7 separate regions of the Homo sapiens genome follow, and regions 2, 3, 4, 5, 6 and 7 are each linked to region 1. A link is a loop called in an ENCODE intact Hi-C map of the cell type or tissue named here. Cell type or tissue: heart left ventricle. All regions are shown on one strand.

Region 1 (4,000 bases):
ATGTCAGGTAATGCAGAGAAATCCAGCTGCAAAAAGACCAAGCAGGTATTTGACTTGAAAATTAGGCTGGGCAGAGTGGCTCATGCCTGTGGGGGGCTAGGCAGGAGGATCGCTTGAGCCCAGGTATTCAAAACCAGCCTTGGCAACATAGCGAGACCCTGTTTCTATTTTTTTTTTTCCTTGAGACAGAGTCTCGCTCTGTCGCCCAGGCTGGAGTGCAGTGGCGCGATCTTGGCTCACTGCAAGCTCTGCCTCCCAGGTTCACACCATTCTTCTGCCTCAGCCTCCCGAGTAGCTGGGACTACAGGCGTCCGCCACCACGCCTGGCTAATTTCTTTTTGTATTTTTAGTAGAGACGGGGTTTCACTGTGTTAGCCAGGATGGTCTCGATCTCCTGACCTCATGATCCTCACGTCTCCGCCTTCCAAAGTGCTGGGATTACAGGTGTGAGCCACCGTGCCTGGCCCCCTGTTTCTTGAAAAAAAGCAAGGAAGGGAGGAAGGAAGGAAGGAGGGAGGGAGGGAAAAGAAAATTAGACCCCTGGAGGACAGCTCTAGCACATAGACATGAACACTCACGGAGTTAATGGCTTGAGGAATGAATAGCAGATGAGGGAATAGAAATAGGGCTGCCAACTACCCCTTCAGTTAAGGGAGGTACAGGCAGGTAGCCTGAGGTGGAGGAAGCAGGGTGAAGGGAGTTGTTTCTAGATGACTTGCATGTTTGTAGTATAAGAGGAAGGAAGGCATTAGAAGGAGGCCTGAAGATTCATTTGGGGGATTTGGCGTGATGGGTAAGGTCAGGGCTTGAAGAGGACAGGAATCTTTTTTTTTCTTTTTTTTTTTTTAAGACAGTGTCTCACTCTGCCTTCCGAGGCTGGAGTGCAGTGGCACAGTCTTGGCTCACTGCAACCTCTGCTTCCCAGGTTCAAGTGATTCTCCCAACTCAGCCTCCTGAGTAGCTGGGATCACAGGTGCCCGCCTCCATGTCCAGCTAATTTTTGTATTTAGTAGAGATGGGGTTTTGCCATGTTGGCCAGGCTGGTCTTGAACCCTTGACCTCAGGTAATCCACCTGCCTTGGCCTCCCAAAGTGCTGGGATTATAGGTGTGAGACACTGCACCCGGCCTTAGGATTGTTTTCAAGCCCTTTGGAAGTTTAGGGCCCACGATTTATGTGATTACTTCAGTATGTGACCCTCCTAATTGGGCAAGACTTGGTTTTCCTAGTAAATGTGCCCATTCCTTTCTTCCAGGGTCCTGCTCCTGTATGGAGCAGAGGAAATATGAATTAAAATCTGTTAGCATTGTTTGATGTGCTCTTCCCTGAGAGAGTCAGTATAACTTACAAATAAACAAAGGGGTATCTACCTAGGCAGAGACCTAAGCCTTCCACCCAGATCTGCCACCTATGGAGAGCAGACAGGCAGGCAGGTCAACCTAGGTTGTGTAGGTGGCTGGGACTGGGCCCCCGGGCATGGCTGAGTGTGGTGTCAGCGCCCCCTGGTGGATCCATGGTTGTTTTGCCAGTGAGCTTTGGAGTACCAGTTGCGTGGATGTTCTTACTGGGGGTGGCGGGGGGGAGTTGATGTGAGGTGGCCCATCTGTGGGATTAGATAATCAAATGACCTCACCCAGCTCACAGGACCTCGTGCATATCAAGCATGTAGGCACCTCCTTAAAAACCCCACAAAGTCGCCGAGCGTGGTGGCTCACGCCTGCAATCCCAGCACTTTGGGAGGCCAAGACAGGTGGATCACCTGAGGTCAGGAGTTCAAGACCAGCCTGAACAACATGGTGAAACCCCATCTCTACAAAAATACAAAAAATTAGCTGTACGCGGTGGTGCACACCTGTAGTCCCAGCTTCAGGCTGAGGCAGGAGAAACGCCTGAACCTGGGAGGCAGAGGTTGTAGTGAGCTGAGATTGTGCCACTGCACTCCAGCCTGGGCGACAGAACAAAACAAAACAAAACACAACCCACAAAGTCCTCAGCCTCTGGAGGATGAGCCAGTCTGTAAAAGGCAAGAGAGCCGTAGTCTTCCCACATCAGGGTCTGTCAGGAATTTTTGAGGAGTGATGACAGTTTTTGGGAGGTGCTGCAGAGGCCGCGTTCCTGTTTCTTTTTATAAGAATGGTGGGATTCTGGTGTTCCTGTCTGTGAAGAGACACTGACCTGTTAGACTTAAACTTCTTATTAAGTAGGATCAAGGGACAAGGCAATGTTCTTAAGAGACCCAGAGTCCTACAGCCCAGAGGCCCACAAATGATTGATTTAGGCCAAGCACAGTGGCTCATGCCTGTAATCCCAGCACTTTGGGAGGCCGAGGCAGGTGGATCACCTGAGGTCAGGAGTTCGAGACTAGCCTGGCCAGCATGGTGAAGCTCTGTCTCTACTAAAAATACAAATTTAGCTTAGCCTGGTGGTGCACACCTGTAATCCCAGCTACTTGGGAGGTTGAGACAAGAGAATCACTTGAACCCATGAGGCAGAGGTTGCAATGTGCCCAGTGCGCCATTGCACTCCAGCCTGGGTGACAAGAGCAAAACTCTGTGTCAAAAAAAAAAAAAAAAAAGAGAAATGAGTGATTTTTAAAAGTTTTTTTTTTCTTATTGTGACAAAAAACATACAAGATTTACTGTCTTAACCATTTGTAAGTGTACTGTTCAGTAGTGTTATGTATATTGACATTGTTGTGAAACAGACCTCCGGAACTTTTTCATCTTGTGAAACGGAAACCCTGCACCCATTAAACAGCAATTCCCCAGTTCCCCTTCTCCCAGCCACTGGTAACTACCATTCTACTTTCTATTTCTATGAATTTGACTACTTTAGATACCTTATATAAGTGGAATCATACAATATTTATTGTTTGTGACTGGCTTATTTCCCTTAGCATAATGTCATCAAGGCTTACCTATGTTATAGCATGTGACAAGATTTCCTTCTTTTTTAAGGCTGAATAATACTCTATTGTATGTATATATCACACTTGGTTTATCCATTCATCCGTTAATGGCCATTGGGTTGCTTCTATCTCTTTCAATTGTGAATAATGCTGCTGTGAACATGGGCGTGCAAATAATCTCTTTGAGACCCTGCTTTTAATTCTTTTGATTATATATCCGGAAGTGGGATTGCTAGATCATATGGTGGTTTTTAATTTTTTGAGGACCCTCCATTCTGTTTCCCATAACCATAATAGCTGCATCATTTTACAATCCCACTAACAGCACACAAAGCTTCCGGTTTCTCTACATCCTCAAAAATGCTTGTTTGATTGTTGTTTTTGAGACAGAGTCTTATCCTGTCACCCAGGCTGGAGTGCAGTGACCAGCCTGGAGCTCCTGGGCTCAAGGGATCCTCCTACTTCAGCCTCCTGAGTAGCTGGGACTACAGGCTTATGCCACCACACCTGGCTAATTTTATTTATTTATTTATTTTTATTTTTATTTTATTTTTATTTTTATTTTGAGACAGAGTCTCGCTCTATCGCCCAGACTGGAGTGCCATGGCGTGATCTCAGTTCACTGCAACCTGTGCTTCCTGGGTTCAAGCAATTCTTGTGCCTCAGCCTCCTGAGTAGCTGGGATTACAGGCATGCACCACTACACCTGGCTAATTTTTGTATTTTTGGTAGAGACGGGTTTTTCCATGTTGGCCAGACTGGTCTCGAACTCCTGGCCTCAGATGATCTGCCCGCCTCAGCCTCCCAAAGTGCTGGGATTACAGGCATGAGCCACCATGCCCAGCCACATCTGGCTAATTTTAAAATCTTTTGTAGAGACAGGATTTCGCTATGTTGCCCATGCTGGTCCCAAACAGGTGGCCTCAAGTGATCCCCTCACCTGGGCCTCTCAAAGTGCTGGGATTGGCTGGGCGTGATGGCTCACACCTGTAATCCCAGAACTTTGAGAGGCCGACTCAGGTGGATCACGAGGTCAGGAGTTTGAGACCAGCCTAGGCAACATGGTGAAACCCCGTCTCTACAAAAATACAAA
Region 2 (4,000 bases), 370 kb before region 1:
GCAACATGGAAACGGCTGAGACCATTATCCTAAGAAATTAACACAGGAACAGGAAAGCAAATAGCACACGTTCTCACAAGTGGGAGCTACACATTGGGTACACATGGACACAAACATGGGAAACACAAACATGAGACTATGAGAGGGGGCAGAGAGGGGGTGGGGTGATTGTTGAAAAAACCTATTTACTATGTTCACTACCTGGGTGATGAGACCAATCGTCCCCCAAACCTCAGCGTCACACAGTATACCCATGTAACAAACTTGCACATGTACCCCCCGAATGTAAAATAAAAGTTGAAATTATATATTCAAAACAAGTGGCCAGGTGCAGTGGTTCATGCCTGTAATCCTAGCACCTTGGGAGGCTGAGGGGGGCACGGATCACTTAGGCCAGAAGTTCAAGACCAGCCTGGACTATGTGGTGAAACCCCGCCTCTACTAAAAATACAAAAATTAGGCTGGGGGCGGTGGCTCATGCCTATAATCCCAGCACTTTGGGAGGCCGAGGTGGGTGGATCACGAGGTCAGGAGTTCGAAACCAGCCAGCCTGGCCAACATGGTGAAACCCTATCTCTACTAAAAATACAAAAAAATTAGCTGGGCACTGGTGGCATGTGCCTGTAATCCCAGCTACCTGGGAGGCTGAGGCAGGGGAATTGCTTGAACCAGGGAGGTGGAGGTTGCAGTGAGCTGAGATTGCGCCACTCCATTCCAGCCTAGGCAACGAGAGCAAAACTCCATCTCAAAAAGAAACAAACAAACAAAATTAGCCAGGTGTGGTGGTGGGCGCCTGCAGTCCCAGCTACTTGGGAGGCTGAGGCAAGAGAATTGCTTGAACCGGGGAGGTGGAGGTGGCTGTGAACCAAGGTGACGACACTGCACTCCGGCCTGGGTGACAGAGTGAGACTCTGTCAAGAAAAGAAATAAATAAAGAAAGGAGGGAGGGAAGGAAGGGAGGGAGGGAGGGAGGGAAAGAGAAAAAAGAGAGAAAAAAAGGAAAAGAAAGAAAGAAGACAAGAAAAGAAAAAAGAAAAGAAAAGGAGAGGGAGAGAGGGAGGGAGGGAGGGATGGAGGGACATGCAACCTCAGCTCAACTGAGGACCAAGGCTGTGGAACCACAGGTTGGGAGGTGGCTACTTTGCTGAAGTCAGAAGTGGTGACCGGGCAGTCCTCCAGCTGACTCCTGAGAGAGAGAGGTGGTGCCTTCCAGGCAGAGGACATGCCAGGGACAAAGCCCTGCTAGTATGGAAGCTGCCACCTCTGCAGGAGGGCTCTTAGTGTGGCTGGAGAGGAGGGCATGGCCATATGGAAACCAGGTTGGTCAAGTCCGGGGGTGAGGAGGAAGGGTGTGGATAGGGAGGGATCTTGGCGTGACATTCAGGAGAGGCTGCTTGGCCAGCAGGGTGATGGGCAGAACAGGAAAGGAAGTGGCTGCCATCGTCTAGGTGAAAACAGTCCTGGATTTGGCTGGAGGTTGAAGAATAAGCGACAGGTATTTGGGAAGTTCTCTTCTGGTTGCTGTATCTGACGAGCCAAGCTAACTGCATTTTTACTGTCCTGGAAAAACTTTATTTTGACCTGAGGAAGAGCTGGTAACATCCTGAGATTTGGAAACAGGTCCTGGGAGATGCTACTGCCTTCTTCCAGGAGGGGGTGCTGCCGGACAAGTCTAGAACCAGTGTGGGTTCAGTCACCCATGGAGACCAGAACCCTGTGGGCTCCCTTGGCCACAGGCATCTGGGCACATCTGTCTTCCCCATCCCCAGTGTGGGACTGACCAGCTCTGATGCCCAGGATAACTCGATGGTAAAGACGTCTGAGGGAAGGGGCCATGCACCACTCTGGCCGTGAATCTAGGCTCTGGGGATTCCCTCAGAGGAACCGGGGTCCTCATTAAAGCAGCTCTGCATTCAGCCCACTGCAGTACCCTCCCCCCAGCACATTCTGGGAACCCGAGTGCCATTCTGGGTTGGCCACATGGCCCTTTCTTATGTGGGAGCATCTAAGTCAGGCTTGTGCTTTCCTGGTCAATTCCCACATTTCAGAGTGACCTCGACATCCTAGCAACACATGGGAGGACTGAGCTGAGCTAACTGTCCCAGGGACAAGGGGGCAGCCTCCCCTTTAACCTTCGGTGTCCTGCCTGGTGGTGGGTGCTATCTGCATTTCACCTCCTAGTTCAGGCCAGGCCGAGGCTCCTGCCACAGGGAGGGGCAATGCCGGGCCCTCAGGTCTGAAGATTCCCAAATGCTGGGAGGAAGCGTGGTTCAAGGTCAGGCTCTGTGGTTAGATGGTCCTGACCAGGCTCCTGGCTCCATCATGTACAATCTACAGGAGGCAAGTAGCTTTGCCCTCTGTGCCTCCATTTTATGATCTGAATGATGAGAATATTTACCGTCAGAGAGTGGTTTGGAGGTTAAGGGAAATAATAACATACACGTTTGCCCTGAGGGTCAGCATGCAGTAGGCACACTCCAACCCTATCCCTTGTTATTCCCTCTCACAAGGACATCTGAATCCAGGAAATTACAGGAAAACAAGCCTGGTGACGTCTAGAAGCGGTGCCAAGAGGAAGAGGAAGCCCTCCCTGGGCTTTTCTGGCAAGGAGCCCAGGGCAGGGAAGAGGGCGGAAGGTTAGAGAAGGGAACAGAACTTGGTCCAGGCTGAACGATCCTGGCAGGCTGGTCAAACAAGCAAAGGGGAACGCATGTCTTTTCTCAACACCGTGCCCCCCCGCCCCCACCCCCCGCCGCCTCTGGCAGAGCTGGGTAGAAGGCTGGCCCTGTGCAGAGCACAGTCAAGAGCATGGTGGGTGATTGGCCCTCGGGTCCAGCCACAGCTGCTCCATGGGGCACGCCTGGAGCTCTTCCTCCTCCTCCTCACCCTGTGCCACCTCCCTGAAACCACTCCTCCCCGCCACCTCAAGAGCACTCTGGCAGCCAACACCGTGACATTAAGAACAGAACCCCTCCTAACCTCCACCCCAGTGAGGCCCCAAACTCTCCCGCTATCTGCTGAGACGGCAGGCCCAGCAGCAGCCCATTAGGAAGTCCTGAGTCCTGTTCTCTGAGGAAATCTTTTCTTCTGAGGCTCCTGGGATTTGGCTATGAGGGAACAGGCAGGAGACGAGGGCTGGCAGGGGCAGCGGCCCGTGTGGCACAGTTGGCGGTGATGACCCACGCTGGCTCCGAGCTGCTGTGGAGCAATGAGTAGAGAAAAACCCCCTACCAGCCAGAAACAAGCCTTTCAGTATTAAAGAAACCCAACCTACCAAACAAAAACCACATGCCATGTCCTATTTTCTGAATTATTTATTAACATTTCTCAGATGTTCTAAAGCCCTCCCTTGCCTCCTCTCTGCCAAACCAGGGCCCTCTGTCCTACTTCAAAAGCCCAAGAGCTCACTTAATAAAGCAAGCCCCAGTCCCCACCTGGGAAGGGCCTGGTCACATGGGAGGGCAGGTGAGGGTCCCTGAGGGACAGCTTGTTGCCCTCACTGTTCCTGAGATGCCCCAGCCCAAGAACGAAACAAAACTTCTCATCATTTCTCCTCAGGCCTCAGCCGAGCTGGCCCCTCTTGTGCTTTCTCACCCTGTTAGGACTGCGGATCAGGCTGAAGGGCTCCCCAGGGTGAGCCTTTCCTGGTCCGACTCACTGGCATCACCATGAGGAGGCCTGGCGGCAGCTCTGCCCTGTGCACACCGTGGTAACCTGGCAACAGGAACATTTGCCACCCTGCAAGTCTGAGGAGCAGATGAGCCACTGGAGGGGGCGAAGTCCCAGAGCCACCTCTGGCTTCACCCAGACTCATTAAATGAAAGACACTGTCTCTGCTAGGGCCAAGTCCCTGTCATGTCTGGCTCCTGTTCCCCTCCCTGGTCCCTCTGCCCTGTGGCAAGGAGCCCAGGTGCAGGCTCATAGGTTGTTCCGCTGAAGTGCCTCACACAGGTTCTGGTTGGTGTCGGGCTCCTCCGTCAGCACCTCCACAGCCTCCCAC
Region 3 (4,000 bases), 520 kb before region 1:
TCTTGGGGTGTGGAACCCTGAGCAGAGCAGGTGGCGCTCTTGGAAGGGGAGGCAGACAAGGGCAGAGAAGGGGGCTGCACAGGGCTTTGTAAGAGAGAAGGAGAGGTTCCGGACCCAGCCTGCGGTCCAGGAAACTGTCTCAAAGGAAGTGGGTCTCGGCTGAGACCTCAAGGGTGAGCAGCAGTTAGGCGAAGGAAAGAGGAAAAGGCATTCAACTGTACGGCCCAGGCCAGGCGCAGTGGCTCATGCCTGTAATCCCAGTAATTTGGGAGGCTGAGGTGGGTGGATCACCTGAGGTCAGGAGTTTGAGACCAGCCTGGACAACACGATGAAACCCGGCCTCTACTAAAAATGCACTACTACGCGTGCTGATGCACATTTGTAGTGCCAGCTACTTGGGAGTCTGAGGCATGAGAATTGCTTGAACCTGGGAGGCGGAGGTTGCAGTGAGTGGAGATTGTGCCACTGCACTCCAGCCTGGGCAACAGAGAAAGACTCTGTTTCAAAAAAAAAAAAAAAACACTTCAGGGCCCACCCTGTGCAAAGATGGAGAGGTAGGGAAGGCAGGGTGTATCCAGGGACACAAAGAAGTTCAGTCCAGCTGGAACTACGCCCTCCTAAGGAGGAACTGGCCAGGGGTGAGGGGCCAGTGGGGAAGTGAGGAGAGACAGGTCCCACGGGCAGAGGTCATCCAGCTGCTGCGTGGACAATGAACAAGGACACCGAGTGATGTGTATCCTTGGCAAGTGATAGTCTAGCCAAGGGCAGGAAAGTGGGCATAGGGAAGAGGGGACTCACTTGGTGGCTGGAGGGTGTCAGGGAAGAGGTCTGGGGAAAGATTACATGGGGACCCAGGAGGGAGGGCAGTTCTGAAGGGAGGAGATGGGGCTGACTTTACACAATGGATTTGGAGGTGTCCGAAGGTCATCCTAAGTGGGGGAAGTGGAGCAAGAGATGTGGGGGATGAGACTCAAGTCATCACTGTGGGAACAAAAAGGAGGCTCTGGCCAGTGCGGTGGCTCACGCCTGTAATCCCAGCACTGTGGGAGGCCGAGGCAGATGGATCACCTGAGGTCAGGAGCTTGAGACCAGCCTGGCCAACATGGTGAAACCCTGTCTCTACTAAAAATACAAAAATTAGCCGGGTGTGGTGGCGGGCACCTGTAATCCCAGCTACTCGGGAGGCTGAGGCAGAAGAATTGCTTGAACCTGGGAGGCAGAGGTTGCAGTGAGCCGAGATGGCGCCATTGAACTCCAGCCTGGGTCACAAGAGCAAAACTCCGTCTCAAAAAAAAAAAAAAAAAAAAAAAAGACTCTGAGGGCCGAGTGCAGTGGCTCATGCCTGTGATCCCAGCACTTTGGGAGGCTGAGGTTAGCAGATCACTTGAGCTCAGGAGTTCAAGACCAGCCTGGACAACATGGTGAAACCCTGTCTGTACCAAAAATACAAAAAAATTTAGCCGGGCATGGTTGTGTGTGCCTGTGGTCCCAGCTACTCAGGACGCTGAGGTGGGAGGATCACTTGAGCCTGGGAGGCAGAAGTTGCAGTGAGCTGAGATCGCGCCACTGCACTCCAACCTGGTGACAGTGAGACCCCATCTCAAAAAAAAAAAAGAAAAGAAAAGGAAGGAAGGAAGGGATGGAAAAGAGAGAAGAGAAGATAAGAGAAGAGAAGAGAAGAGAAGAGAAAAAAGAAAAGAGGCCCTGAAGTTGTACCCTGGAGAGAAGTATCAAGAATGAGGTGTGGCTAGGTGCTGTGGGTCACGCCTGTAATCCTAGCACTTTGGGAGGCCGAGGCAGGCAGATCATTAGGTCAAGAGTTTGAGAGCAGACTGACCAACATGGTGAAACCCCGTCTCTACTAAAAATACAAAAATTAGCTGGGCATGGGGTGTGCACCTGTAATCCCAGCTACTCAGGAGGCTGAGGCAGGAGAATCGCTTAAACCTAGGAAGCAGAGGTGGCAGTGAGCCGAGATAGTGCCACTGCACTACAGCCTAGGCGACAGAGTGAGACTCCATCTCAAAAAAAAAGAAAAAAAAAAATGAGGTAAGGGGGTTGAGCTCCTGGAGGAGCTCACTGAGGGGCATGAAGGGAGATAGCCAGAGAAGCAGCTAGAAATCCTTCTCTTGGATCACAGAAGCCAAAGGACGCTTCAGAAGATGGGGAGGACCAGCTGTGCCCAACACACCTGGAAAGGTCAAAGGAGGAGAGGACTGAGAAGTGGAGGGACAGGGAGCATTTCTCCCTCTTGAAGAGGCTTTGGCATATGGAGGGGGTTTTAATGGTAGTGGTGGGGTTCCCAGGATCCGTGATCAGGTCTGAGTGTCAGCAGAGCTGTCACACAGAACCGAACAGGTTGTGCACTGCACTCTACAGTGACTGTTCTTGAATCCAGGACTGGCCGCCAGGGGCACCCCCTTGAGCTGGCGGTATTTTGCCAAGTCCGTAACTGCAGTGTAGACACTTCCCAGACGGTGGCGCCAAAGACCAACTTTACTTCTTAGGAGCAGAGTCGGGTTCCGCCTGGGGATTCTCAGCCCCAGGTCGTCATCCGATGGGACGGGGGAATTTCCAGATGCCTGGTGGCCGGGTCTCTCCTACCACCACACCCTCCAAATCTCTGTCAGAGCAGTTCACCTAGCGTTAGCAACTCACAGAAATAAACTATGCACCACACACTGCAGCCTTCCTTTGTCAGGGGGCCTGGGCTGAAAGGGTCCCAGGGGAGCAGTTCATCCCATGAGCTGGGAGAGGCGAAGACGTCCCTCCCACTTGTCCCTTAGGAGAAAGGAGTCAGGAAGGAAGGAAGGACGCCCAGCCCAGACCGCGAGACACACAGTCAATCGCCCCACCCCTTGCCCAAACCAGCAGAGCACCGCCCAGCTCACAGCTCCCCCTGGAGGCCGAGGCTGGACTAGCGGGGACAATGACAGCGACACTGGCCAGCCTCAGGCGGTGTCCCCAGGGAAGCGATTGCCAAGCCTAGAAATTTACACCTCCTCAGTGCAGAGGCCAGCCTGGAGATGGCCCAATAAGTAATGGCCATGTTGCTTTTGAAAACGATGCCATGTTGATTGCAAACCATTATTTGTATGAATAAATACAAAGAAGAAAATAAACCAAATGAAAGTACAACGCCCAGAGATGACGGGCATTGTGGCTCTCAGGACCGATGGATGCAGGTCTCACCTGAGGAGATTCCTGCTATGCAGGCTGTTCTGGAACTTTCTCCACTCCACCATGTTTTTTGTTGTTGTTGTTGTTGTTTGAGACAGAGTCTCGCTCTGTCGCCAGGCTGGAGTGCAGTGGTGCGATCTCAGCTCACTGCAACCTCTGCCTCCCGGATTCAAGCGATTCTTCTGCCTCAGCCTCCCGAGTAGCTGAGACTACAGGCGTGTGCCACCACGCCCAGATTTTTTTTTTTTTTTTTTTTTTTTTTTTTGAGACAGAGTCTTGCTCTGTTCCCCAGGCTGGAGTGCAGTGGCGCGATCTCGGCTCACTGAAACCTCCGCCTCCCAGGTTCCAGCAATTCTCCTGCCTCAGCCTCCCGAGTAGCTGGGATTACAGGCACACATCACCATGCCTGGCTTATTTTGTATTTTTAGTAGAGACGGGGTATCCCCATATTGGCCAGGCTGGTCTCGAACTCCTGACCTCAGGTGATCCACCTGCCTCAGCCTCCCAAAGTGCTGAGATCACAGGCGTGAGCCACCGCGCCTGGCCAATTTTTGTATTTTTAGTAGAGACGGGGTTTCACCATATTGGCCAGGATGGTCTCGATCTCTTGACCTCATGATCTGCCCGCCTCAGCCACCCAAAGTGTTGGGATTACAGGCATGAGCCACTGCATCCGGCCTCCACCATGCTTATTATATTGAGTGCCTTTCCATGTTCAGATATAAAACCCTCACTCCCTACCCCGCCCTCACCCCACTCACCTCTCAGACCTCACCTCCTGACCTCTCCTCTAGCCCACATGGCTCAACTACCACTAGCT
Region 4 (4,000 bases), 48 kb before region 1:
GCCTGGCAGCAGGAGGGCCCTGCTGGGTCCAGTCTTTTTTTTCCTTTTCTTTTTTTTTTTTTTTTGGCAATAGAGTCTCGCTCTGTCACCCAGGCAGGAGTGCAGTGGTGCTGTCGTGCCATCTCAGCTCACTGAAACCTGCACCTCCTGGGTTCAAGAGATTCTCATGCCTCAGCCTCCTGAGTATCTGGGATTATAGGCACGCACCACCACACCTGGCTAATTTTTGTGTTTTTCTTCAAGATAGGGTTTCACCATCTTGGCCAGGCTGGTCTCGAACTCCTGGCCTTAAGTTATCTGTCCGCCTCAGCCTCCCAAAGTTTTGGGATTACAGGCATGAGCCACCGCGTCTGGCCAGGGGTCAAGTCGTATTCTGAAAACCAGAATCCCAGCTCCCCTCCCCACTCCAGAGTCAGTGCCACATCCCATGGGTAAAGCTTGTTCTGGGCCCACAGTGACCTCAGGCAGATCTCTGCCCCTGCCTCAGCGGTCCCACACCATCTGCACTAGGCTCACCAGGGTGTGTTGCAGGTGTGGGTGAGCGTCAGGTAGCGCACTCCCAGCATGTAGAAGGTACGTAAGATGGAGAGGCTATTGTCCAGCGAGTGGCCACCCTCTACACCGATGAGGCAGGCCAATTTCTGAGTGTCGTTCAGAGCTGGGGGCAGGTAGGTCAGGTGATTACTTTCCAGGGCTGGAGTAGCTCAATCAAGTTCCTAACGCTTCCCATCAACTTGCCTACCTTTAGCCGAGGTCACAAGCTCCAGCTCAGAATAGGAGGCACACATGCGGCGTATGAGGTCAATCTGCTCCAGGGTGAGGCGCAGGGCATCCCGGTCCTGGGTCTGGCATGGCACATAGGCTGACCAGAACTGGGGGGAAGGCCAGGGTTTGGCTTGGATGGGGGCTGCTTTGGAGGACCCTGGACTGCTCACAGCCTCCACAGCTGACAGAGCACCCAGTGGGCCAGGAGGCCACATGTAATGTACTGCTTCTTCCACAGGGTCTTCCTGGCCACCAAGCTGGCTCACTGTAGCCTCTGCAGCCCCCAGCATCCATATCATGACACTTTTTGGGTCACTATGGTAACTGAGTTCTCATGTGACTAACTTGTGATCTCTGGGGTCCCCACTCTCCCCATCATCCCCCAGCAGCCATGCTGTGGCACCTCGTGTATCCCTGTGGTACCTGGGCGCCCACGAGGCCATCTCTAAGCCTGTCCAGGCTGGTCTGGCCGTAGCTGAAATTGCGCAGGTTAACATCCTGTAGCCCTTTCTGGTAAACCTGCCTTAGGACCAGGGGCAGGTCGTTGTGGCTGGAGGGATGTCAAGCCAGGGTCAGGTGAAGAACAGACAGATGGGCCTCTTAGCCCTCCAGTTCAGGAAGGACACATCTGGGGATCCCCATCCCTCATTGTCACATGACTATACTGAGATCCCCTGAGGCCCGGGCTAGGAGTGCCCACCCAAGAGGGGATGACAGAGGGGAAAGGGTACCCATGCATGACGGGAGAGAGGGCATCCAGGGGTGGTGTGAGGGAGCCTCCTCCACAGCCCTGCATACTCTGGGACCCTCCCTTGCCCAGGAGTGTGCTCAGCTCCCATCGCCCCCTTGCAGCAATTACGCACCCGTCCACGAGCGGGAAGTCCCGCATCAGGGCCCGTGCCTGCTCTTGCAGGCCCTGGGTGCTGGGACTACTGAGTGTGGTCGAGGGAGCGTAGGTGCCCGGCATGGTGTGGGCTCTGGGGGCGCCCAGCGTGGTGAGGGCTCTGGGGGGGCCTGGCGTGGTGTAGGCACAGGTTACAGGCTGGAGCAGCAGCAGCAGGAGCAGCAGACTCAGCAGAGGCCACCGACCAAACGTGCCGGGACCCTCGAGGCCGGAGGGCTGCATGTTGTGCAGGGCCGGGCAGGCAGGCAGGGGTGGCAGTCAGAGAGCCTGAGAGGGGCGGGCGAGGGGCAGAGCGCGACGATGGAGTCCCGACCCTCGATTCAGGCCACCTGGCGGCGTGGCCTCAAGAGGAGGGTAACGAAGTCACAGGGCCCCGCGAAGGATGTGCGGAGAGCGGCGGCACCGCCCAGTACGGCCACCAGGGGGCGCCCAGCCCTCCCGCCGTCATCCCCAAGGGCGCTCCCGCCGGCTGGGCGGATCCCTGTCCTGGGCGCCCACTCGCGGCCTGTCTTAGGGCCCTCCACCCTCCCTTTTACTCCTCCCACTGTCCCCAGGGGGCCGACCCAGGTGGCTCCTCTGCTGCCCCTAGGCTCTCTCTCTAAGAGAGAGGGCCTGGGGTGCTTCCCCCAAACAGTGGCCCTCTGCCCTGCCCTGGGAGATCTGCAGACCACGTCATGTCCCCAACCGCCTGCAACGTGTCCCGGCCACACCCAGGGCCACATGTGTCCCTGTGACCACAGTGCTCTGGGCTCTGGATTTCCTGGTGCTGGGTTGTGTGGGTGGGTGTGGGGGAGAAGATAGGCTCTGGAAATGAGGGGTTAACCCTGTGGACTGGATTCAGGAAGGGGCCCCCTGGCCCTGACCTTCTCTCTCCCGTAACTTAGGCCCTCAAGCCTATACTCTGGGGAATCTCCCAGCTACTAGGACCTGTCAGGAGCACTCCTCCGCCCCCCGCCCCGACCGCACATTCTCCAATCAGCCTTAGGAAAGAGCTCCTTCCTAAGGAGCTGCCACACCTCCCCAGGACCCCAGTGGAGGGATGAGAGCGCAGCAAGCATCTGGCCACTGCCAGGGAACATTCACTCAACAGAGCAGGAACCCACACAGCCATCTGCATGGAAGGAAATGAAGTCTTGTCTAGGGCAGCAGAGTCCCCGGCCGCAGCACCTTCCTCCTAGAGCTTCTGGCTGATCTGCTGGCCAGGATACCTCCTACCTCCTTGAGGAAGCCCCGGCCTCGTCCAGGTCAGGAGTAAGGGGCCTGAGGAAAGCCCTGCCACCTGGGTTCTGCAGCCACACTCCTCTTATCTTGTGGCTCCTGTGGCTTGAGCTCTCACAGAAACCTCCAGGGCTGAGTCCCTTCCTTGACGACAGGCCCCACCCCATTCCCGGCCTGGGGCCCTCAACCTAGATGCCTCCTCCAGGAAGGACCCCCAACCACACAAGCACACAAGCTCACAATCACACAGGCACAGGGGATGTGCCCGCTCACAGAAGCCCCACGACCTGAGATCTTCCGGGACTGTGGCCAAACCCCTTCGTCCTCAGAGACCTTTGCCTCCTCCTGCCCCTCAGGCTCTCAAGACTCTGCTCTGAACCTTGGCACCCCTGGAACCGCTTCATTTTTTGGAGCCTCCCCCACGTGGCAGGGCTGATCAGTGCATGGGTAGTGTGACCTAAGCCTGACGACGACTAGAGATTCAAGAAGGCCTCCTAAAAAGAAAATGAACCAACTCTTCCAAAGGGACTGGAGGTCCCAAGCTACCCAGGAGGGGAAGTGATCCCAGCTTTGATGTATTTTAGGGACTGCACACTTGATGTTGCCCAGTGTCTGCTGTCCAGGAGGAAGGCAGATCGATGGCCGAGTGCTCGAGGTGGGTTAACTGTCACGTCTACTGCTGCCGAAGGGGGTCTTTTTTTGTTTGTTTTGAGACAGAGTCTCACTTTGTTGCCCAGGCTAGAGGGTAGTGGCACAATCTTGGCTCACTGCAATCTCCACCTCCTGGGTTCAAGCGATTCTTGTGCCTTAACTTCCCGAGTAGCTGGGACTACAGGCATGCGCCACCACGCCCGGCTAAATTTTGTTGTTTAGTAGAGATGGGGTTTTGCCATGTTGCCCAGGCTGGTCTCGAACTCCTGGTCTCAAGCAATCTGCCTGCCTCAGCCTCCCAAAATGCTGGGATTACTGGAGTGAGCTACCGCACCTGGGCTTTTTTTTTATTTTTTATTTATTTTTTTAATTAAAGACTGTCTTGCCTTCTTGCCCAGGCTGGTCTCAAACTTCTGGCTTCAAGTGATGATCTCACCTTGGCCTCCCAAAGTGCTGGGAGTA
Region 5 (4,000 bases), 160 kb before region 1:
CTACTGACAGGTGGCAGAGCCCCCTGAGGACTGGCCAGCACTAATTTGGCAACAGCAGAGAGAGCTGGCAGAGCTGCGGCACAGCCAGGAAGAGCTGCTGCAGCGTCTGTGTACCCAACTCGAAGGCCTGCAGAGCACAGTCACAGGCCACGTAGAACGTGCCCTTGAGACTCGGCACGAGCAGGAACGTATCCTTGAGACTGGTAGCACAACATGGCATAGGGACGGGGGCAGCATTCTTGGCCTGGGAAGGAGTACACGACCTGCTCCAGGCCCGTTCCTTAGCTATGGCGCAGAGCGGCGGCTGGAGCGAGCACTGGCTGAGGGGCAGCAGCGGGGAGGGCAGCTGCAGGAGCAGCTGACACAACAGTTGTCCCAAGCACTGTCGTCAGCTGTAGCTGGGCGGCTAGAGCGCAGCATACGGGATGAGATCAAGAAGACAGTCCCTCCATGTGAGTTTTGCATGCAGACTCCCTTTGGGTGGTTCAGGTGGGAGTGGGGTACCTGTCAAGCTTCTTCTCATGGCTCCACCTCACCCTCTTCCCCTCTCCCAGGTGTCTCAAGGAGTCTGGAGCCTATGGCAGGCCAACTGAGCAACTCAGTGGCTACCAAGCTCACAGCTGTGGAGGGCAGCATGAAAGAGAACATCTCCAAGCTGCTCAAGTCCAAGGTGCTATAGGGCCCAAGATGTGGGTGGAGGTGGTGGTTCCTGGGCCTAGTCAGGCCAGGCTGGGCTCAGGCTTTCAACTTGGCCCCTCCCTCTAACCCCAGAACTTGACTGATGCCATCGCCCGAGCAGCTGCAGACACATTACAAGGGCCGATGCAGGCTGCCTACCGGGAAGCCTTCCAGAGTGTGGTGCTGCCGGCCTTTGAGAAGAGCTGCCAGGCCATGTTCCAGCAAATCAATGATAGCTTCCGGCTGGGGACACAGGAATGTGAGTGGGGTCATATGGCCCAAGGTGGGAGGGGTTATCCTCTTTCCTACTGTTCCTCTTATAGTCCCTGTGGTCACCCCTCAGACTTGCAGCAGCTAGAAAGCCACATGAAGAGCCGGAAGGCACGGGAACAGGAGGCCAGGGAGCCTGTGCTAGCCCAGCTGCGGGGCCTGGTCAGCACACTGCAGAGTGCCACTGAGCAGATGGCAGCCACCGTGGCCGGCAGTGTTCGTGCTGAGGTGCAGCACCAGCTGCATGTGGCTGTGGGCAGGTGTGTGGGCAGAGTACTGGGCAAGGTGGTGGGCTTGAGAAAGGCCAGACTAGGCTCCCTGTCCACTTCACCTCACTCACTTCCCTTTGCAGCCTGCAGGAGTCCATTTTAGCACAGGTACAGCGCATCGTTAAGGGTGAGGTGAGTGTGGCGCTCAAGGAGCAGCAGGCCGCCGTCACCTCCAGCATCATGCAGGCCATGCGCTCAGCTGCTGGCACACCTGTCCCCTCTGCCCACCTTGACTGCCAGGCCCAGCAAGCCCATATCCTGCAGCTGCTGCAGCAGGGCCACCTCAATCAGGCCTTCCAGCAGGTACGATAGGCATTAGGCCCTGCTAAGGGTCACGTGTCTCTTGACAAGGCCCACATACCATACATTCTACTCCACCCACCACCTTTGCACCTTCTGGCCCCAGCAGACTGTTCTTGGTTCCCTTTGGCCTCCAGGCCATTGTCCCTGCTGCTTCCTCTTCCTGGACCCCTTTCTTCCCACCTAGCCCACCTTGCTTTACAACTACCCTTCTCAGGAACCCATTTCCCAATCCCCTAGGGTAACTACACAGCCCTACAGGCTCTCTCTGAGTCCCTCTGGAGCTCTCACTAGCCCACCCTGTGGTCATCCTCCCCCAGGCCACACAGTTCAGACAAGCAGACATTCCATCCTGATATTTGCTATAAACACTGCTGCTTTTTTCTCCTCCAGGCGCTGACAGCTGCTGACCTGAACCTGGTGCTGTATGTGTGTGAAACTGTGGACCCAGCCCAGGTTTTTGGGCAGCCACCCTGCCCGCTCTCCCAGCCTGTGCTCCTTTCCCTCATCCAGCAGCTGGCATCTGACCTTGGCACTCGAACTGACCTCAAGCTCAGGTAAGTGGGGACAGCCAGGGATGGGGAGATGAGCTGGGGAGTGGGGCAGTGGGAGGGAGCAGTTTGAAGCTGACGCCCACTTCTGCCTGAATCCTCTCCCTAATTTTCTCCACCAGTCCTTTCTGCCTTCACCCAGAGGGTTCCCTCTGGGCCTCGGTGCCACCAGGGGGCGCTCCCGTCTGCTGGCACCCACCTGTAGCCTGTCCTTTCCCCCCCATCCCCAGCTACCTGGAAGAGGCCGTGATGCACCTGGACCACAGTGACCCCATCACTCGGGACCACATGGGCTCCGTTATGGCCCAGGTGCGCCAAAAGCTTTTTCAGTTCCTGCAGGCTGAGCCACACAACTCACTTGGCAAAGCAGCTCGGCGTCTCAGCCTCATGCTGCATGGCCTCGTGACCCCCAGCCTCCCTTAGCTGCTAAGCCTGCCTTGCCCAGGGGTGGGATGGCACTGAAGGCCAGCAGACAGGCCTAGGCTGGGGCAGGGTCACGGCTGGCCTTTACCTGCTCAGGCCCCCATCTCTGGGGTGTTTGGGGGTCAGGGAGCAGGGAGCACTGGCCGTGGTCTACAGCGTGTGGTAGTCAGAAGGTTTAGCTGGGCCCAGGGCAGGTATTGCGCCTGCTTGGGTTCTGCCATGCCTGGAGCATGACCCTGAGATCGTGACACCACTTGAGTGGAATTTTCCATGTTCCTTTTTACCTCTAATTTGGATCTTTTTGTTTTTGAAAAACATTGAGAAATTCAATTAAATGCTTTTGGAATAAAATGGAGTATGTGTGTGCTTTTGGTTTGTCTTTGGTGTGACTCTCATAACTGCCGTCTGTTCGTTCTCTGCCCATCTCTTGCCCGTGGAGCTCTGTCGAGGCCAACCCAGCCAAGGGGCCGGGTTACCCACTCATCTGCTCCAACTGCCTTCCCAGATCTCCCTTCTCCCTCCTTCTATGGAGTGAGGGTCCAGGGGCCTGCCCAGCACCAGCCTGTGCTCCTGCGAATTTCTGCTCTCTGAGGTCTCCTCGCTCCTTTTCCCATCTGGGTGTTGGAGGCGGAGCCGCCGGCTGGGTTCGGAGCCCCACCCCCAGCTCCCATCCAATCACCGTCCCTCCCTCCGGGGGCTGGGCGGACGGGCTGCACTCCAAGCAGCTAGCTCCTGCACTAGGCTCTCAGCCAGGGATGATGCGCTGCTGCCGCCGCCGCTGCTGCTGCCGGCAACCACCCCATGCCCTGAGGCCGTTGCTGTTGCTGCCCCTCGGTGAGTGCGGGCATCCGGGGCCCGGGCCACACCCCCTTCTCGCCCAGCCAAGCCAGGCTGGGCATAGGGTGTGTGGGAACGCTGGGTGCCAGGGTGGAGAAGAGTTGTAAGGGCTCCAGGAAGGTGTGCTGGTGACTTCAGGACAGAAAGTGAGAGGCACAAACAGCCCCAGTTATGGGAGAAGGACTCCAAAATTTGCATCCCCTCTTATGATAAAGGGAGACATGCCAATGGCAGGACTTATAGACCAGTCGTAGGATCCCTAAGTCCTCTCTGAGGGTCTGGCCTGGATCCCAATACCTCTGCATCCTGCCTTGTCTCTCCAAAAATATTTATCTTTAGAGAGAGTTCGGAGGGCCAAGCAAAGCTTGTCTAAACCGCAGAGAGATGCACCTGCTCCTGGTCCGGGGCCTCTGGACCTCCCTCCCCTCCACCCTGTCCTGACTCCTTTACATGGACCCTTGTCACCCCACCTGCGGCCCCAGAAGCTCAAAGGAAGAGCTGACCTGGGGTACACAACACCCCCTTCCCCTGTACAAATCCCAGTCTGGGTCCTACCTTGAAGGGGGCCTGGGTAGGTAATCCCCAGACTTGCCCTTTAGTTCCCTGGGGCACCCTTTTTCCGCTGAGTCACATCCCCAGAGTGCTCCCAGGTAAACAAGCCCCTGGGGGCTG
Region 6 (4,000 bases), 99 kb before region 1:
ATGATGCTCAGTGTCAGCTTACTCAATGAGAAGCCCTGATAAGACCTCTGTTGGGTGGAGCTGTAGGGCTTCAAAAGGATGGCAGGGACAGGCACCATGGCTCACCCCTGTAATCCCAACACTTTGGGAGGCTGAGGCAGGAGGATCACTTGAGGCCAGGAGTCCGTGACCAGACTAGGCAATGCAGTGAGACCCTGTCTCTACAAAAAAAAAAAAAAAAAAAATCAGCTGGGCTTAGTGGAGTGCACCTCTAGTCCTAGCTACTCAGGAGGCAAAGGCAGGAAGATTGCTTGAGCCTAGGAATTTGAGGTTACAGTAAACTATGATCGCACCACTGCACTGTAGCCTGGGTGACACAGTGAGATTCCAGCTTAAAAAATAAATAAATAGGGCCGGGTACGGTGGCTCACACCTGTAATCCTAGCACTTTGGGAGGCCGAGGCAGGCAGATGACTTAAGGTCAGGAGTTCGAGACCAGCCTGGCCAACATGGGGAAACCTAATCTCTACTAAAAATATAAAAATTAGCCAGGCGTGGTGGCACATGCCTGTGATCCTAGCTACTAGGGAGGCTGAGGCAGAAGAATCACTTGAACTGGGGAGATGGAGGTTGCAGTGAGTGGAGATTGCACTACTGCACTCCAGCCTGGGAAACAGAGCGAGACTCCATCTCAAAATACATAAATAAACAAATAAACATTTTTTAAAAGGCCCAGCACAGTAGCTCACGCCTGTAATCCCAGCACTTCGGGAGGCTGAGGCAGGAAGATCACTTAAGGTGAAGAGTTTGAGACCAGCCTGGGCAACATAGCAAGACCTCATCTCTACTAAAAAACAAAAATAAATTAGGTGTGGTGTTGTGTGCCTATAGTCTCAGCTAACCAGGAGGCTGAGGCAGGAGGATTGCTTGGGCCAGGGAGATTGAGACTGCGGCTATGATCACGCCACTGCACTCCAGCCTGGGCGACAGAATGACCCTGTCTGAAAAAGAAAAAAAAAAGTAGGCGGGGCTTCCTGAGGACCAGGGTGTGTGGGGATGGTGGGTGAGGCCCAGGATGTGTGGGGATGGTGGGGGCGGTGCTGGCTGTCCTCCCTCGGGCATGTGTCTTTCTGCTCCTTGTGTGGCTTATGCAGCAATGGGGGCCACAGAGTTGTGCTCCAGAAAGGGGGAAACAAGATGGTGTCTGTTTGATGTTTATTGGTGGTGTCTGATGAGCGTTTCTCTTGTCCAGACTGTGTTTCTCTCTCCAGACCAGCTCCCAGGGTACAGGGGGTGGGGAGTAGGTGGTAGCTGTGTCAGTGCTGGGCCCTGGTGCCACTCCCTAGGGAAGAGCAGGTGGGGCCTCGGGGGGTCTGGCCCTAGCTCTGGCAGATCCATCCTCAGTGAAGCACATCCCTGGGCAAAGGCACTCCTGCGAGCAAGTGGAAGGCAGGCAAGGGCTGGGCAGGCAGGCTCTGGGGCTACAAGAACAAACCCTGGGAGCAGATAGCTGGGATTCACTTTCTGTGTTCACTGCCCCTTTGCCATCACTGACACAGACTCTGGAAGGAGCCACCCTAATTGCTCAGGCCAGGGTCACTGCTCTGGGGGCCAGTGACAGCAAGCATGCCAGCCCAGGAGTGGTAGATAGCACCCCTAGAGGCCACTGTGAGCAGGAGCCGCAATGAAGGCAGGCCCAGGATCAGCTTGGTCTCACCCATCGCTGGACCTAAGTGTTCGAGGCCTTCTCACCTGAGGCCAAGACCAGCATGGGCTTGATGGAGCCACCCCAGGGAGCCCCAAGAGAGATGAAGCCATCAATAAAGCGGTCCTTCCAGGCCTGGGGCTGGCGCAGCAGGAAATAGAGCAAGTGTAGACAGCCGAGGCTGTGGCCAATGAGGAAGACAGGCTTCCCATAGGCAGCGTGCATCTCCTCCACCAGCCCTGCGAGCTTGCGGTAGTACTCCTCCTGCTGGCCTGCAGCGGGTGGAAGGGGTCAGGGCAGCTGGGGTCTGGGGCACCTGCCCCACCCCAAGCCGGTCATCCGCAGAGACACTCACCGGGCTCCAGCCGCCAGTCATAGGGGGCGGCGCGCACAGTCTCGTCCCGCACGTAGCCATTGTTGACCAGGTTCTGCACCAGTGTGTGCAGGTACCCTGTGGGGGGACCAGCAGCACCGGGGGCTTGGGCCATGCCTGCTGTGGGCCAGCACCCAGGCCTGGAGCCCCAGCCCTGCCCTCTGACACAAACCTGCCAGCTTGCTGCTGTCCAGGTACTCCACAGAGTAGGTCTTGCCAAAGCCAGGGACGCGGATCTGGACACCAGGGGCGTTGGACACGAGCCCAGAGCTCCGGTTGTAGACAACCCTGCGGGGCGGGGGTGCCACTCAGCAGCCAGTAGCCAAGGGGCAGCGTGTTGGGGCTAGGGTGGAGCACATGGCTGTACCTGGTGTTATCGATCCAGCAGTCTACCCCAAGGGGTAGGAACATGTTGAGATCCAGCCAGATGGTGAAGAAGTCCTCTGTCTTGCGGTAGCACATCCAGTTCACCACATCTGGTTTGTCCAGCTTGGCTTCTAGCTGATTCCCCAGGCAGCCGGGCACTGTGAGCAGCAGCCCTCACTCTGGACTCTGGATTCCCCCCGTGACCCTTACCCCCGTCACCCCAGATGCTGCAGTGACCAGACCCACCCCCCACCTCCCATACCCTCAACCCCCAGGTACAAAGCACACTTACCCTCCCCTGCTTACACCCCCTCTCCCTGCTGTCCCCCCAGTAGCCAAAGCCCAGGCTTCCCTGAGGAAGGGAAGGCGCTGAGGTGCTGAGGCCAAGGCCGCTGACCCCTGCCTCTGCAGAGCAAACACCCAGTCTGGCGCTCCTTTATTGCCAAAGTCCAAGGTGGGAACAGATAGGTCTGGGGGCATGGGGGCTGGGCCTAATAGGGGCCGGGCATGGATGGGCCTCTCCTGCTCACCGATCCTGGGCTGGGCATCTTGTCCTTGGTGGGTGGGGGCCAAGGAAGGAGTGGTGGGGCTTGGCCCAGAGTCTGGTGTGGCTGTGACTGACCACAGCTTGTGATGCCCCAGCCAAGACCTCAGGCACACCCCGTCCCCCACTCCGCCCCCCCTGGGTTAGACAACTGAGAGTCACAGTGTGGTGGGAGAAGGGACGTCATTCCTCTAAGGGACAAGCTTTTGGCCCCTCCCCACACCAGGGCAGGTACTTATGTCGGGGCTTATGCAGGGCAGAAGGGCTTTGGCCAGGTCAGCTGCCAGGGGCTGGGGCCCAGGCTCCCCAGGGTCTGGCGTGGTGCATCAGGGGCCTGGTGGGGGCTTACCGAGGATGACGGGCCGTGTGTGGTTACTGAGCTCAGCCTTGGGCGTGGTGTGCGGGGGGAAGAGCACATTGAGGAGCCAGAAGGGGGCGGCAGGAGGGAGCAGCAGCCCCAGCAGCAGCGTCACCCACTGCCATGGGGAGCCGGGCGGCCCCATTCCAGCCCTGGTGCCTACTGCCAGAGAAAGCGGCACTGGGCTGTCCTTATCTGGTGTGGGAGTGGGAGGGGCCCTAGGGCCAGTGGGAGGGACGGCCTGGCCAGTGGGGGTTGTGGCCAGAGATTGCCGGAAAGGGGCACAGCCTCAGGGAGCCGGCTCTGGGCCTGGGTTCAGTTCCGCCTTCTTCTCTTGGCGCCAGGGGAAACAGAGCCGGGGCAGCAGGAGGCCCAGAACTACACAATGTTTTATTGAAAAAGTCAGGCCTCAGCTCAGCTGTCTCCATTCGGCTCAGCTTGGTGGGGGGCCCTGCCCATAGTAGACTGAGCCAGATCTTCCTGCAGGCAGCTGGGCTGGACTCCCTCCCTGGCTACCCTTCCCTTCGTCTCTGATGGTGACATCCAAACAATAAATATGCAATAAATAGCGCTCCTGGGCTGGGCCGGGCCGGCTGCCTTCAAACCCCACTCGGCCCCTACCAGTCTTCTCTGGCCAGGACAGGCCTACTGGGGTGCTAGATAGTAAAGTCCCCA
Region 7 (4,000 bases), 110 kb before region 1:
ACCCAGCAGCCAGGCCTGAGACTCAGCAGGGGCCCAGCAAAGGTTTGTTGGAGAAACGTGTCATCTCTCCCCATGTGAGTCCTGTGACCCTTATTAGCCTGGAAAACTTGGAGTCACAAGCCCAGCATGTGCAGACAGAAGACGAGCTTCACGTGAGCAGTGCAGGCATGCCTCGTCATCTAAGGGGTGTCACAGGTAAAGATGTTGCGAGGTTGAGGAGTGCTTGGTGAGAACTTGCCTTGGAGTCAGGGAGCGGCTCCTCTTGTCAGCACTTTAGCCCTCAGTGGGGCCTGTGGGGGCCTGATTGAAAGGTATGAGCTTTGTCCTGGGCCACTGAGGAGCCATGGAAAGTCTCTAGGAGGGGGTAGTACATGGGGTATTTCATAATTTACAAGTCTCCAGTGGACTAGAGGGCAAGAGCAAGACAGTGGAGTGGTGGGGGAGCCTTCAAGTGTGGAGTCAGAAGGAAGGTTTGGGTGGAGACCAAGCCTGCAATGCTGGCCAGGGCTGGGGTTCTGGAGTTGTAGGTGCCTGAGGTTATGGGTGAAGGGCATCTCTTAGGCCAGACACTAGAGCTATGGTAGGTAATGGCCCCTGCAGGGACGCCTTAGCTACAGAGCCCTGCTGGCTGCCTGCCCACCCCATTCCACTCAAGAATGACACAGCCATCTGTTTAACTGTATTTTCTGGGTTTATTCCCCCTTGTTCCAAGCTCTAAGCCTCAGCTTACTCCACCTCCATAGCCTGCACAGTTTCCTCCACTAGCTCCAGGGTTAGTGGCTTCACTGTCTGGGTCAGGACAGCTGTGGTTCCAGGCACAAAGTGGTAGCGGCCAGACCTGGGAGGGAGGAGGGACAGCCTCTGAACATGGGCCTGTCATGTGGCCCATCCCCTTTTTGCAGCCCCCTATCTCCCCTGCTATAGCCCCACACATCCCTGTGGTCCCCGATCTCCAGCTCTCACCTCTTCACGGGCTCTGTGGGTGAGCTCAGTGTCCGCAGCAGCTTGGCGCCAGTCTTTGTGATCACACATGCGTCCACATTGCCCCCGGAGCCCAGGTCACCCAAGATCCCGGCGGTGACGGCTTCCACCAGCAGCCCCTGAGCAGCCTCCAGCTGCGGTGATGGGTGTGTGAGACCTAACGGGCTCTCTCTGCTGTTAACTTAGGCTACAGCCTGGGGACTTGCCTGTCCACTTACCCAATCTGGTCTTGCCCTCCAAACCCCCACTGTGTTTCTCCCTCTGAGCCTTAGCCACCTCTGAGGCAACATCACCTGCTTCCATCCCACCCCAAACAAAATCTAGGCTCCAGACGTTGATATAAGTAGGACCCTACTGGTCCTTCTCTCCGCCCTCGGCTCCTAAAGATCCTCTGTGAGCTTCGACTTCTCCCAGCCGTGCAGGCTTTGGTATTGGACGGTGTTATGTCGGGACCGCACTTCTCTGCCCTTACTCCACTCACCCTTCAGTGGTCACCTCCTCCGACAAGCCTTAGCCACCCGCACTGGGCCAGGGTCCTGTGCTCCCCCAGCTCCCGGGTGCACATCCCACCAGCGACCACAAAGTCGGGGACAGAGGCCGCTCACCGTCATGTTCGGCTGGAACCGGTCTTCTAGCACCGCCAGGGCCGCGTCCTGACCAGAGCCTGAAGGCAGGAGAAGCATCTGAAGTCAACCGCTGCGACGCCGTTTGGAGTGAGGCCAAGGTCACAGGGGCAGAGTTCGAGGAGAAGGGACAGAAGCGCTCACCCAGGGCTGTGAAGGGCAGACGGCTGTAGGAGCCATGGGGATGCACACCGTAGAGCTGCGGTCCAGTCAGGTCTACGCCGCCCACGATCAGCGATGCACCCACGTGGCCCTGGTACCTGCTCGAGGATGGGCGGGGTCGGCCACAAGCTGGGGCCTAGGCCCCACCTCTCTATGCCCAGCTCCTAGGTGCTATCCCCGCCCCTTCCTGTGGGCTGGCGCCCGATGACTGACATCGCCTTTTCCTGTAGCCCAGGTTCTCTTGGGCCGGCCTCTTCCGGTCACCTGGCCCGTCGCGGTCCCGCCCTTCTTTCTGTCCCGCCTTCCAATGGCCCCAACCCCGTAACTACCCCTGCCGGGGTCCTGTTAGCCCTGCCCCCGCACCTGAAGAGCGTCTGGCGCAGGATGCGAGTGACCGTGGCCACGCGGGGCTCGCGGCCCGTAGATAACGCGTGTAGCTCCATCTTGGACGCCACCATCCGTGTGGTCATCTCGGCGTCCGCGGCTACTCCAGCCCCACAGCAGCTGAGGCAAAAGGGAGGATCGGTGTGGGCAGGGCTGGGACGTGCGGGGACCGGAGTGGGAACGAGGGGGCCGTTCTTTTTTGCGTACGGGAACTGGGCTCGGGAGTCTCACTAGATTTTGGGGGCGATGAAGTGGATCTTCTCGCAGCTCTTGTCCGCCACGACCGAATCGTTAGTGGCTCGCGTATCGGCGCCCAGAATGACCCCGTCCTGAGGAGAGGGAGGGACCGCAGCTTCAGTGCCTGCTCGATACTCTCGGCTCCCCTCCAGCTCCCCGTCCCTCCCCGCTGCTCACTTGGAACACCAGGCCCGCGATGGTGGTCCCGGTCTTGCGTGCGTGAGGGACCTTGAGCCCCGGGAGGACGCGTTCCAATGATGCATTTCTGGAAACGGAGGAGGGCGCCCATGTTTCGGCTCTGCTTTCAAGACCCCTGTTGCTTCCCCTAACCTGGTCCCCGTCTCCCTCATCTTCCGGGGTAAGCCTGGAACCCAAGTCGACCAACACACCCTCCCCCACCCCCAGCCAGGAAAAAAGGCCACGAGCAAGCAGAGGCGGCTCAGGAGTGACCGCCCCCCGCGCCCCCGCTTCACCTTTGGCAGTTCTCGAAGGAGAAGCCCCCTCGGGGCTCCAGGGCTGGCTTCAGCATCTTGGGGCAGGCAGAGGGGATTAGGGGTCGCGGGCGGATGAGTCGGCCAGACAAGCGGGGCCAGTGAGCAGCTAAAAAGTCCTCTGCTAGGCTTCACGTCTGTACTTCCTGCTTTCGCTTTCGCCTTTACCCTTCCTCAAAGGCCCGTGGCGGTTTTCTGCATCTTGTCTTTCACTTTTGGCTTCACTTGTGGCTCTGAGCATTTGGGGAACCGGGTGATGTCCCTTGCTGTGCCCTCTGTGCTGCTCACTGGGTACTCTGTTGGATAGAGGGACAAATCTCTTCCCTTCTGGACTTGTTCAGGTCCTCCTCCCCCTCCATCTGAGCCCCTTGCTCTTACCCTAGCCTCAACTCTGACCTCCAGTCCCAGCATAGTAAAGCTCTCAGAGCCTTGGCCAAGTCAGCATTGTTGCTGGCCACCCAGTAGCATCAGGCATAGCTGACTTTTGTTCCTTGTCACCTTTCTTCCAACTCTTGCCTCTTTTGTTGCCTTTACTCCTCTGCAAAAACCTCAAACAGAGGCTCAGTCCTCAGTCACAGGGACCCTGGTCTTTCCATCTTCCATCTCAGGTGCCATCTTCCCTCTCTCAAGAGGGCACCATGGGTGTTGGGTTCCACTCATGGCCAAGCCTTGTTATTTCACCTCCCCAGTGACCTCTTGTCTGCACACATCCTTTTCCTAGCACTTCTAGTCTCAGCTAGCATCCTCTCCCACCTGGACATTGCACTGGCCTCCCTGGTTACCTTGCAATTCTTGCCCCCCGCCCCCCGACCCCCAGGCTACTCCTTACCCTGCAGAGAGCGGGTCTTTCTAAATTGGAAATCTGGTCACATTCTTTCTCTGGTTTAAACCCTTCAGCAGTCTGGGCCTGGTGGCTCACACCTGTAATCCCAGCACTTTGGAAGCCCAGGAGTTCGGGGCTGCAGTGAGTATGGATCATACCATTGCACTCCAGCCTGGGCAATAGACCCCGTCTCAAAGGGGGAAAAAAAAGACTTGGGTTTGAGGCTAAGAGCAGCACGCAGCTGCCAAAGGGTTTATCTTAATTTTTTTTTTTTTTTTTTGAGATGGGGTCTTACTCTG

What was found. Hi-C counts contacts between places; a loop is a spot of excess contacts. Peaks named below come from ENCODE experiments on the same cell type or tissue, not always from the same donor. Only the 100,000 strongest peaks of a DNase experiment are listed, where the experiment ranks them.
Region 2: a loop joins it to region 1, with 2.4 times the contacts of the local background. A loop is called at or near these places in 23 of 110 quality-filtered maps.
Region 3: it touches region 1 in a loop (3-fold over the local background); 9 of 110 quality-filtered maps call a loop at or near these places.
Region 4: a loop joins it to region 1, with 3 times the contacts of the local background. A loop is called at or near these places in 69 of 110 quality-filtered maps.
Region 5: a loop joins it to region 1, with 11 times the contacts of the local background. A loop is called at or near these places in 50 of 110 quality-filtered maps.
Region 6: a loop joins it to region 1, with 3 times the contacts of the local background. A loop is called at or near these places in 27 of 110 quality-filtered maps.
Region 7: a loop joins it to region 1, with 3 times the contacts of the local background. A loop is called at or near these places in 28 of 110 quality-filtered maps.

Annotation. Positions count from the first base shown.
Region 1 is chr16:68,039,255-68,043,254 of GRCh38, forward strand. All of the region lies in intron 3 of DUS2 (dihydrouridine synthase 2), which reads left to right. Among named protein-coding and RNA genes, the nearest start is that of DUS2, 18 kb to the left of the region's middle. In heart left ventricle, CTCF peaks have their summits at 1,509 (motif pointing left) and 1,709; a DNase peak (open chromatin) is centred at 1,487.
Region 2 is chr16:67,671,237-67,675,236 of GRCh38, forward strand. It overlaps GFOD2 (Gfo/Idh/MocA-like oxidoreductase domain containing 2), which reads right to left. Exons shown (of 3, transcript NM_030819.4): 3 at 3,300-4,000. The coding sequence ends at 3,919. Among named protein-coding and RNA genes, the nearest start is that of C16orf86, 6.4 kb to the left of the region's middle. RefSeq lists an enhancer at 1,856-1,915. In heart left ventricle, a CTCF peak has its summit at 1,645 (motif pointing right); DNase peaks (open chromatin) are centred at 1,685 and 2,625; H3K27ac peaks cover 2,017 bases.
Region 3 is chr16:67,518,776-67,522,775 of GRCh38, forward strand. The region is part of intron 1 of LOC100505942 (a long non-coding RNA gene); the gene reads right to left. It also overlaps a transcript of RIPOR1 not described here. Among named protein-coding and RNA genes, the nearest start is that of RIPOR1, 8.1 kb to the right of the region's middle. RefSeq lists enhancers at 77-136, 2,556-2,815. In heart left ventricle, CTCF peaks have their summits at 2,444 and 2,896 (motif pointing left); DNase peaks (open chromatin) are centred at 2,476 and 2,876; H3K4me3 peaks cover 691 bases; H3K27ac peaks cover 477 bases.
Region 4 is chr16:67,991,322-67,995,321 of GRCh38, forward strand. DPEP2 (dipeptidase 2) reads right to left here. Exons shown (of 11, transcript NM_022355.4): 2 at 1,629-1,936; 3 at 1,189-1,315; 4 at 743-872; 5 at 517-658. The coding sequence starts at 1,891. Among named protein-coding and RNA genes, the nearest start is that of DPEP2, 6.2 kb to the right of the region's middle. RefSeq lists an enhancer at 1,265-1,334 and a silencer at 1,995-2,254. In heart left ventricle, CTCF peaks have their summits at 2,086 (motif pointing right) and 2,297; DNase peaks (open chromatin) are centred at 1,562 and 2,150; H3K4me3 peaks cover 688 bases; H3K27ac peaks cover 867 bases.
Region 5 is chr16:67,881,658-67,885,657 of GRCh38, forward strand. It overlaps EDC4 (enhancer of mRNA decapping 4), which reads left to right. Exons shown (of 29, transcript NM_014329.5): 22 at 11-188; 23 at 297-452; 24 at 555-670; 25 at 772-937; 26 at 1,022-1,208; 27 at 1,301-1,520; 28 at 1,911-2,074; 29 at 2,299-2,842. The coding sequence ends at 2,491. NRN1L (neuritin 1 like) reads left to right here and starts at 3,228. Exons shown (of 3, transcript NM_198443.2): 1 at 3,228-3,325. The coding sequence starts at 3,247. RefSeq lists enhancers at 2,320-2,499, 2,805-3,314, 3,315-3,822. In heart left ventricle, CTCF peaks have their summits at 843, 2,244 (motif pointing right) and 2,453; DNase peaks (open chromatin) are centred at 37, 816, 2,244 and 3,194; H3K4me3 peaks cover 259 bases; H3K27ac peaks cover 3,743 bases.
Region 6 is chr16:67,940,632-67,944,631 of GRCh38, forward strand. It overlaps LCAT (lecithin-cholesterol acyltransferase), which reads right to left and starts at 3,489. Exons shown (of 6, transcript NM_000229.2): 1 at 3,317-3,489; 2 at 2,425-2,581; 3 at 2,230-2,345; 4 at 2,040-2,135; 5 at 1,732-1,956. The coding sequence starts at 3,470. SLC12A4 (solute carrier family 12 member 4) reads right to left here. Exons shown (of 24, transcript NM_005072.5): 24 at 2,843-4,000. RefSeq lists enhancers at 1,688-1,737, 1,721-2,620. In heart left ventricle, a CTCF peak has its summit at 1,640; DNase peaks (open chromatin) are centred at 1,677, 2,052, 2,247 and 3,599; H3K27ac peaks cover 1,279 bases.
Region 7 is chr16:67,933,834-67,937,833 of GRCh38, forward strand. It overlaps PSMB10 (proteasome 20S subunit beta 10), which reads right to left and starts at 3,017. Exons shown (of 8, transcript NM_002801.4): 1 at 2,861-3,017; 2 at 2,565-2,652; 3 at 2,382-2,479; 4 at 2,130-2,270; 5 at 1,749-1,864; 6 at 1,587-1,645; 7 at 964-1,115; 8 at 673-838. The coding sequence starts at 2,916. The coding sequence ends at 727. RefSeq lists enhancers at 1,587-1,786, 1,937-2,126, 2,417-2,696, 2,947-3,196. In heart left ventricle, no CTCF peak of the experiment used is centred here; DNase peaks (open chromatin) are centred at 1,978, 2,528 and 2,968; H3K4me3 peaks cover 2,459 bases; H3K27ac peaks cover 2,474 bases.